Regions from separate parts of the Homo sapiens genome. Here region 1 is linked to region 2. Evidence: chromatin loops called from intact Hi-C (ENCODE). Cell type or tissue: HepG2. All regions are shown on one strand. Region 1 overlaps RARS2 (arginyl-tRNA synthetase 2, mitochondrial). Region 2 overlaps RARS2 (arginyl-tRNA synthetase 2, mitochondrial).

Evidence for each region. Peaks named below come from ENCODE experiments on the same cell type or tissue, not always from the same donor. Only the 100,000 strongest peaks of a DNase experiment are listed, where the experiment ranks them.
Region 1: it touches region 2 in a loop (3-fold over the local background); 3 of 110 quality-filtered maps call a loop at or near these places.

What each region holds. Positions count from the first base shown.
Region 1 is chr6:87,581,156-87,586,155 of GRCh38, forward strand. All of the region lies in intron 1 of RARS2 (arginyl-tRNA synthetase 2, mitochondrial), which reads right to left. Among named protein-coding and RNA genes, the nearest start is that of RARS2, 6.3 kb to the right of the region's middle. In HepG2, no CTCF peak of the experiment used is centred here; a DNase peak (open chromatin) is centred at 2,876.
Region 2 is chr6:87,531,778-87,536,777 of GRCh38, forward strand. The region is part of intron 8 of RARS2 (arginyl-tRNA synthetase 2, mitochondrial); the gene reads right to left. Among named protein-coding and RNA genes, the nearest start is that of RARS2, 56 kb to the right of the region's middle. In HepG2, no CTCF peak of the experiment used is centred here; DNase peaks (open chromatin) are centred at 2,834 and 3,684.

The DNA.
Region 1 (5,000 bases), 49 kb after region 2:
TCAGCTAGGAGCTAAACTTGCCAGGTTCAGGATCAAAATCTGTGAAAATTGCATAAAAACCTAATTTTGCTAATGAAAAAGGGATCCATATCTTTAGCAACCAGACATTCAGGTGGCAAAACTGACATCATCTTATGAAGATTAGCTCTGTATTTTTATCCACATTAACATAATCTATAGGCCATGAGTCTAAAAAGGCAATTACCCCAGTTGTTCCTCACTTCTGATTCTCCAACACTACCAAGTCAGGCACTGTAGGTTTGCCACCAAGACCAGTGCAGAAGCCCTCCCAAATTTGCAGAAATTTTCCTCAGGAACAGGTCTGCATTAGTTTCAAGACACAAACAAGAAGCAAACAAAGTAAGAATTAAAACTTTGGGGCTTAGAAGAGAATATCCCAAACAATTTGGAAGGCAAATTATGACTATAATAAATTTAGCATGGTTCTTTTTAAAAATTAAGTTCCGGGGTACATGTGCAGGATGTGCAGGTTACATAGACAAATGTGTGCCATGGTGGTTTGCTGCACCTATCAACCCATCACCTAGGTATTAAGCACCACAAGCATTAGCTATTTTTCCTAAAGCTCTCACTCTTCCCACCCCACCCCCAACAAACGCTGGTGTGTGTTCTTCCCCTCCCCATGGCCATGTGTTCTCATTGTTCAGCTCACACTTACAAGGGACAATGTGCAGTGTTTGGTTTTTTGTTCCTGCATTAGTTTGCTGAGAATAATGGTTTCTGGCTCCATTCATGTCCCTGCAAAGGACATGATCTCGTTCCTTTTTACGGTTGCACAGTATTCCATGGTGTATATGTACCAACCACATTTTCTTTATCCAGTCTATCATTGATGGGCATTTGGGTTGATTCCATGTCTTTGCTATTGTGAATAGTGCTGCAGTGAACATCCACATGCATGTATCTTTGTAGCAGAATGATTTATATTCCTTTGGGTATATACCCTGCAATGGGATTGCTGGGCCAGATGATATTTCTGGTACTAGATCTTTGAGGAACCATGACACTGTCTTCCACAATGGCTGAACTAATTTACATTTCCACCAACAGTGTAAAAGTGTTCCTATTTCTCCACAATCTCACCAGCATCTGTTGTTTCTTGATTTTTTAATGATCACCATTCTGACTGGCATGAGATGGTATCTCATTGTGGTTTTGATTTACAGTTCTCTAACGATCAGTGATGTTGAGCTTTTTTTCGAATGTTTGTGGCCACATAAATGTCTTCTTCTGAGAAGTGTCTGTTCATGTCCTTTGCCCACTTTTTAATGGGGTTGTTTTAAGTTCCTTGTAGGTTCTGGATATTAGACCTTTGTCAGATAGATTGTGAAAATTCTATGCTACTCTGTAGGTTGCCTGTTTGCTCTGATGATAGTTTTTTTGTTTGTTTTTTGCTATAGTATGGTTATTATTATACAACTTGTGCTTCTAAGCAGAATGGAATGCTGGTGGGTCTGTGAGAATAGATTGGAAGCAAAGAACAGTACAAACGTAGATAATTCAGTCAGTCCTGCTGTTTACCTTAATGTGGATGAATATCTGCCCAACATACATATTGCACCTCAGGACTAAATGACAACAATTAGACAACTAGTTTAATTGCTTCTTGAGGCCACACCTGAAATTTGATAATAAACTCATCAGCAGAGTCAAGAAAGCCGGTCTTCCTGCTCACCATTAGCAGGGTAGCTCCTCTATCAAGCTATGCAGATGTAAGTTAATAACGAGAGCGTAAAGCTACTTAAAATGTACCAGTTACAAGAAACTAAATGCAATTTGTGATCCTATATGGGGAAAAAAATCAACAAGACTGGAATATGGACTGTAAGTTAAAGCATTTTATCAATATTATATGAATCTGATAACTGTACTATGGTCATGTAAAACAAGCCTTGTTCTTAGGAAATAAACAATTACATATTAAGAGGTAAAGGAGCATTATGTATGAAACCTACTCTCAAATGACACAGGAAAAAGTTATACAGAACGATGAAGGAAATGTGGCAAAATGTTAATAACTGCTGAATCTAGATAAAGAGGATATGGAGTTGTTGGTACTATTATCACAACTTTTTATAAGTCTGAAATTATTTCAAAATTAAAAGTATACAAAATTAAAATGAACTAGCTGAGCCAGGAATGGTGGCTCTTGCCTGTAATCCCAGCACTTTGCGAGGCCGAAGCATGCAGATCACCTGAGGTCGGGAGTTTGAGACCAGACTGACCAAAATGGAGAAACCCCATCTCTACTAAAAATACAAAATTAGCTGGGTGTGGTGGCATATACCTGTAATCCCAGCTACCTGGGAGGCTGAGGCAGGAGAATCGCTTGAACCTGGGAGGTGGAGGTTGCGGTGAGCCGAGATTGTGCCATTGCACTCCAGCCTGGGCAACAAGAACAAAACTGCGTCTCAAAAAAAAAAAAAACAGAACCAGCTGAATTTAAGTTTAATGAGCAAAATGAAAAGCAAGTAAGAAAGGGAGACAAATCTACATTCCATCATTATTTCGGAGCCAGACACGTACTGGCCATTTTACAAATTTAACTCTACATATAGAATACAAAGAATTCTGGCTTTGAGGCAAATAGCTAGGTTAGTAGTTCAACTCTAGAATTTTATAGCTGAGTGACCTTAGGTTATTCCTTTCATGTTCCTGAATCTCAGTGTCCTTTTCTGTAAAATAAGGATACAATACAAATAGCAATGGCATGACTGAGATGATGAAATGAAAATTTCAAGTACTGTACATTGTATGTGTACCACTAAGCACAATATACCACTGTGCTTAGTGTTGAGCGACAAATCCTCGTGGGACTCCAACATTTCTGCGTATGTAAACAAGACACAAATTGCCTTTGTTCTGGACTATCTTTCAAGGATACAGATTTGTAAGATAAAGATGGTTCCTCACTCCAGAGCAAAGGGCAGGCATGCTTACTGCCCATTATAAAAGACTCAAGGTTTCTCTCCTGTAACACAGTACACAGCTTATATAGAGGTATTATCTTCACATTGCGGCATGGGAAGAAAAAGAACTTGGGAAATTGACACACAAAATATGTTGATACTGTGGCTACTGCTATTGCTATGAATAGTAAAATCCTTTTCCCTCATTCAGGGGTCTGATGTTTTCTGCTACCATCCATGGAACAGTGGTAGAAACTTAAGAGGGTAAAATCACAGACCCTTTGCAACTCCTGACATTAAGCACTGTTATCTTTATCTCATTACATTTTATTAATAGCCCTATAAAGCAAAGCAAAATACGGCACCGTACAAGTGAGGTATCCCATAAATAGTAGTTATTATAATCTTCAACATCATTATTAATCCTTGCAGCAATCCTGTAAACTTGGAATCAAAACCATCATCTTACAGCTGACTTGCCAAGAGTTAGTTACACAAATAGTGAAGCTAGAATTCTAATCCTTCCCACCATTATTAAGTGCTCCATGGTAAGCAGGTCTATACAAATCTACCCTCAAAAGACTGAGGATGCTGAGAGACTGAAGAAAGCAGCTGACAAACCCAGCTTCTCAGAAAGAAACATTTAATATGGATTTATGAACAGAAGTCATATCTCAGGAAGCTAAGAGACAAGATGATGAATCCTTGTGCAGTTATCTACCCCAAGACCCAGGGCTTCTCTATGGTATATACCATAGAGAAGGGGTAACCATGCTTCAGAAGGGATGTCTAAGACAACCGAAGTCAACCCCTTAGAAAAAATCAAGAATGCTATGTCATAGCCTATCATTTGCTTAAGGGCAAGAATTATAAATCCTGTCCTTAAGTACTATAAACAGTAAATAAAATAGAAATCCTGCCCTTAAGTACTATAAACAGTAGATAAAATAGAAATCTTACAGGTATTCCTGGAACTGGGGATAATCAAAAGTCAACATGGCAGATTAGCATCCAAGATGGAGTTCCTTTAGCCACCACACCACGTCATCTCCATAGATTTAAAATTATGAACTCATTCAGTGAAGCTGCATATTTTATATGAGATCACAACAGAGATACTCAGGTATTCATTCTTCAAATACACATTAAACACTTATGTTTCGGGCACTTTGCTGGTGCTGAGGAAATAAGAGTGAATAAGACATGTTCTGTCTTCATGAAGCTTATAGAGGAAACAGACACTAAAACAAGTAAAACAAAACAATTACTCTTATTATTGTCATCATAGAAGCAAACAAGGGACTAAGAGAACTAGAGGACACACTTTTCAAATTATAGGTTGCCAGTTAGAAATAAATTCCTTTGCCTGGCGCGGTGGCTCACGCCTGTAATCCCGGCACTTTGGGAGGCTGAGATGGGTGGATCATGAGGTCAGGAGATCGAGACCATCCTGGCTAACACGGTGAAACCCCGTCTCTACTAAAAATACAAAAAAATTTAGCCGGGTGTGGTGGCGGGCACCTGTAGTCCCAGCTACTCGGGAGGCTGAGGTGGGAGAATGGCGTGAACCCAGGAGGCGGAGCTTGCAGTGAGCAGAGATCACGCCATTGCACTCTAGCCCGGACGACTGAGCAAGACTCCATCTCAAAATAAATAAATAAATAAATAAAAATAAAAATAAATTCTGTTGAGTCCCAACCACCAGTCTTAAAAAATACGTATAAAACAGGACAGAATACAGTATAAATAAGTATTGTTTCATGAAACTTTCATCGTGCATAAAGAGTGATAGTATAAAATGCATTTCTTTTAGGCACAAGGAATAATCTACGCAATGGGAATGGAAAGACCCTGCTATGTTAGAAAAACAAATTAACATTGTAGCTAGGTTCCTACAAAAATGATAGAATGGGGCATGAATGGAAGTTGAAGAAGTTAAGGTTCTGGTAGAGACTCGTGCAACAAAGAAAGATAAGTGATATGATTTGATTCACAATTTAGATGTCACCTTTCTTGATACATGGAGAATGAACTGGAGGGAGGGCAAGAATGGAAACAAACACCCCATCA
Region 2 (5,000 bases):
ATGTTAATAAATGACATTAAAATATTAATATTATAGTTCAAGTAGTACTGAAGTTATACATATGGACAAATATTTACAAATTGTAACTCACCTGCAGGTTGAAACATCAATGATAACTTTACTATATTATTTCCAGAAAGCTATTAAAGTCTCATGAAAGCAATAAAAATTGGTGAATAAACTATGAAAAAATAAGGCTTCTAAACCCTTACAATGTTATTATCAAAACATCCGGACAGCAGTATTTGGATAGGAAAAAATGATTTTATTGCTGGAGGACACATTGGCTTATACCCACTAGATACTACCAACAAATGGGACAGGGCATTAAACATCTCTCAAGGTAAAAACGTTTCACCTTTCATAGATGATCTATGTTAATTACTGGAATGACAGACTTAAATAAATAAATACTGCTAAATAAAGTTAAAATTACCTTTTTTTTTCCCCCTAGAAAAGAGTTAACTAGCAGGTCTGATACTGTTATATTTAAAACATCCTGCTTGCAAGGTTGGCCACTGGCTGGCATCTATTAACTTAGATTTTTGGGAATGTCTCCACCAACTTAACTGATAAAAGTGGTCATTGTGCCTACACTGTGGATGCAAACAGTACAGCTTAGGCTGAACTTCTGCTTTCCTTCTGGGAGTTTGGGATTTAGGACATTCTAAGCAGAGGGTACCTACATGACCAACTCTCAATAAAAACCTTGGACACAGGGTATCTAATGAACTTTTGCCAGTGGACATTTCACATGTATTCTCATAATTTGCTGCTGGAAGTATGTGCACCTTGTGTGACTCCACTGGGAAAATTTGGGAGTCTGGAAAGCCTGGTTTCCTCTGGACTTTACCCCATATATGCCTTTTCCCTCTGCTGATTTTGCTTTGTATCCCTTCACTGTAATAAATCATAGCCACAAGTAAGACTATGCTGAGTTCTGTGAGTCCTCTGCGTGAATCACAGAATCGGGGGGAGGAGTGGTCTTAGGATACCTGACACATCATAAAAAGGTGATGTTTATGTAGTCCTATTAGTAAGTCCAGAACAACACATACAATGTCAGTTAGAAAACAAAGAAGACTTTGGTAAAGTATGGGAAAACAAAAAGGGTCCCCATAAGATAGTAAACTGCGGACTTCTTGACTTTTGAATGACACAGCCATTGACAACTGCTTAACGGTCCAGTATACAGATGTTAAAAACATAAATATATATTCACAAGTGGTTTCTGATTCTATCTCACACACATACATACATGTGCACACAAGTTATAAGCAAACACATGCAAAATGTCTTTATTTTCACAAAAGAGTTTAGTTTCTTTTTTTTTTCATAAAGCCTTTCTTCAGGGTGAAGTTTCTTTGTTTTTAAATCTAGGACTTTAAACTCAAATAACCAAACATTTAAAAATCTATTATGCATTATGATATGACTATTTTAGAAAAAACTTCACCAGAATCTTCTCTTTCTTAAAAAATAGAAATAATTAAAACAAAAAGCCCTTAAAACGTGAATATTCTTAGTATTTCCGCAATATGTACTTATAAAACAAACATTAGTGAAAATCAACTGACACTATCAAAGAGAAGAGCTTTAATAAGCACTTCCCAATATACCTATAAATGCACAATATAAAACTAAACAGTTACCATGTACCTTTTTAATTAACCCTTGGAAAGTACGCATTTTGAAGATATCTTCCTTTTAAGGCTAAATTTAGACACAAAGAGATAAAAAGGCAATTTTAAATTTGGGCTTCATAATAAGGCAGCATGGCTTAGTAAAGTTTTTGAGGATGGAAACACAATTTTTCTCTTAGAAGAAAACACAAAAACCAGTTGTGTTTCCTTTAGGGAATAAACTAAATGTCTCAGACTTCCTTAAAAAAAATTAACATTCCCTTTTCACTATTTCTAGATGTTGGGCCTGCCAAATAGCGTAACATTTTATTTTGAATTTAACTCAGATAATTACAGTAAGCTCTTGGGCTGATCTGCCCAAATATAAAGAACTAAGCATGAAAATTAAAAGTAGTATGATAAGCCTTTCTTATCCCTTTAAATTTGATCCTAGAATACCATTAGCCACATGGGCACAGTTTAACTCCTTGATGTGGGGCTCTAACCCCACTTCTAGCCATGCTTATCTTAGAAATACTGAGAATAACTGCTAAGGATGGTTAGCAAAACTTAGAAACCACAGACCCTTTTTTCATATATTTATGTCATCTTAAAATGCACTGAATTTTTACCTAGTTTAGAAAAGAACATGTAAAAATATTCATGATTATAATTTGAACAACTTCATTATGTTTAATGCTGTTTCACTGATCAGAAATTTCTTAGCTGCTAGTTGATTCCGAACATGAAATGAAAAATTAAAGACATTCAAATGTGTTTATATAATTAAAATTGAATGTATCAATACTGCAAACAGTTAATAATAAAGCCAAAATGTGGTAGGTAAAAAAATAACTAACTTGAGCTATTTCATGAGTTATCAAATTTCTCCTCCTTAATACATTAGTAGTAGGATATAAACTGTATTTCACCTTCCATTAATCTTTTCATATTTAGAATCTCCTACTTTTACTCTATGTATATACATAACCACATTCATTATATCTTACATCTTTATTCAGGGATGATAATTATTAACTCCTTGTAGAGCACCACACACAAGCACCTAATAAATGTTAACATTTCTCATGCTGATAAAAGTATTTTTTGCACATTTCAATGGTGTCAGATATTTACTCAGCTATTAATGTGTACTTTGTTCTTGCTAGGTATTTCAAAACTCATTCTAAGAGGAAGACTAAGAGGACAATGACACACTGTAGTGCTGTCCCAAATAAGCAGAGAGAGAGTAGAAAAGCAAGCAGTGTTGGGAAGGGACAGCAGGGAGCAATGGCCAAGTGGAGAAACTGCCAGGATAGAGGAAAGGAGAATTACCTGGAATGGGGAGGAGATGGGGAAGACTTCCAGAAGAGCAGAAGCTAGGAAGCCCCTGGGGTGGTGCAGGCCCACAGTGGGAAATGGTTCACGGTGTGTCTACATAGCGATCTTGTCTCTAGACCTGTGGACAGGGCAAGGACCACCAGCTAATGTTTGTCACACAAGAAGAGCTGCATGCCTCCAAGCATCACACAGGCTGGGATACTAAACATGTAAGAGACCAGTGTGCACTGAAGACAAGAAGAGTCCTCTAGGACTGTCCTAGGAGACACATAAGAGCCTGGGGAACTTTGCATGATTTAGTAGGTGGGAAATTCAATGACTTACACTGACTCTTACAAGTGATAGCTGGAATCAGATTTTCTTATCATTTAAAAACTATTTCTTACATATAAATGTTATTAAGGAACAAAATTCATACTAGCCATAACAGTAACATTCCCTGGAAAAAGAAATGTAACTTAAAACAATGATGAAATCTTGAACGCAATTTTTCATAAAATAAAAACTTCAACTGCATAAATATCCCTACATATGATGAGAATTTAGTCTTGAATTATTTACTTAAAGTTGAGAAATTGGAGACTCTAAAGTTAGGAAAAACATTGTGTCTTGAGGAATAGATACTAATTCCATGTTTTTAAAAATGAGAGCAAGTAAACATTATCACTCATTGAATCGGTGCTTTGATCTTGTCCTATTTAAAAAAATTTTTTTTTGCCTACTGATATGGGGAAGCTCAGGGTCAAAACTATTACGTAAATTATCTAGTGATACACTAACCCCTCACTATTTTTCTTTTATTAAATGCCCATCACTGTAATTACCTTAAATCCTGCTAGAAAGGGGCAAGGTAGAAATACTGAAATAGAACCTTTGGAGGCCATTTTGAACTTAAAGAAATTTTTATACTATTTGTGTTATTATGTAACTGTTTTGTTTTTTTTTTTTTTTTTTGAGACAGAGTCTCGCTCTGTTGCCCAGGCTGGAGTGCAGTGGTGTGATCTCAGCTCACTGCAACCTCCACCTCCTGGGTTCAAGCGATTCTCGTCCCTCGGCCTCCTGAGTAGCTGGGATTACAAGCATGCATCACCATGCCCAGCTAATTATTTGTATTTTTTTTTTTAAGTAGAGATGCAGTTTTGCCACGTTGCTGAGGCTGGTCTCAAACTTTTGAGCTCAGGCAATCCACCTGCCTCAGCCTCCCAAAGTGCTAGGATTGCAGGTGTGAGCCACTGCACCTGGCCTATGTAACCTTTTTTAATGTCAGTGCTAGGATACAGGCTAATCCATATTTTATTGGCATGATATTTATCTCTTATAAGAGGCTGCCCTTACATTTCATAAGAATGGCTATGGTTACAAAAGCCATATTAATAGGCAATATGCAATGAGTCAAGTTCTATTAATAAAACCTTCTATAGCAAAAAAAAAGGTTAATATGCTTAGAGATACTGTTAGATAATAAAGTCTATTCAAATAATTTAAATCTAAAAGGAAGCCTGATAAGTTACCTTTAAAAGTATTATTTAAATAGGTAAAAGTAAATGATGACACCCTCATATCCATGATTCAGATTTAACACTTGTTAACTTTTACCATAAGAAATTACTTTTTGCCTGGGCGTGGTGGCTCACACCTGTAATCCCAGCATTTTGTGAGGCCAAGGTGGGCGGATCACAAGGTCAGGAGTTTGAGACCAGCCTGGCCAACATGGTGAAACCCCGTCTCTAGCAAAAATACAAAAAAATTAGCTGGGCGTGGTAGTGCACACCTGTAATCCCAGCTACTCAGGAGGCTGAGGCAGGAGAATCATTTGAACCCGGGAGGCAGAGGTTGCAGTGAGCTGAGATCACGCCACTGCACTCCAGCCTGGGCAACAGGGCAAGACCCCATCACGAAAAAAAAAAAAAGAAAGAAAAAAAAAGAAATTACTTTTCAATATAAGTGGAAAGGCTTTTTGATATATTGTCTAAAGCTTATTGCAAATGTTTTCCTGAATCACTAATGTGAATTCTAAATAAAAAAAATATATTAGTT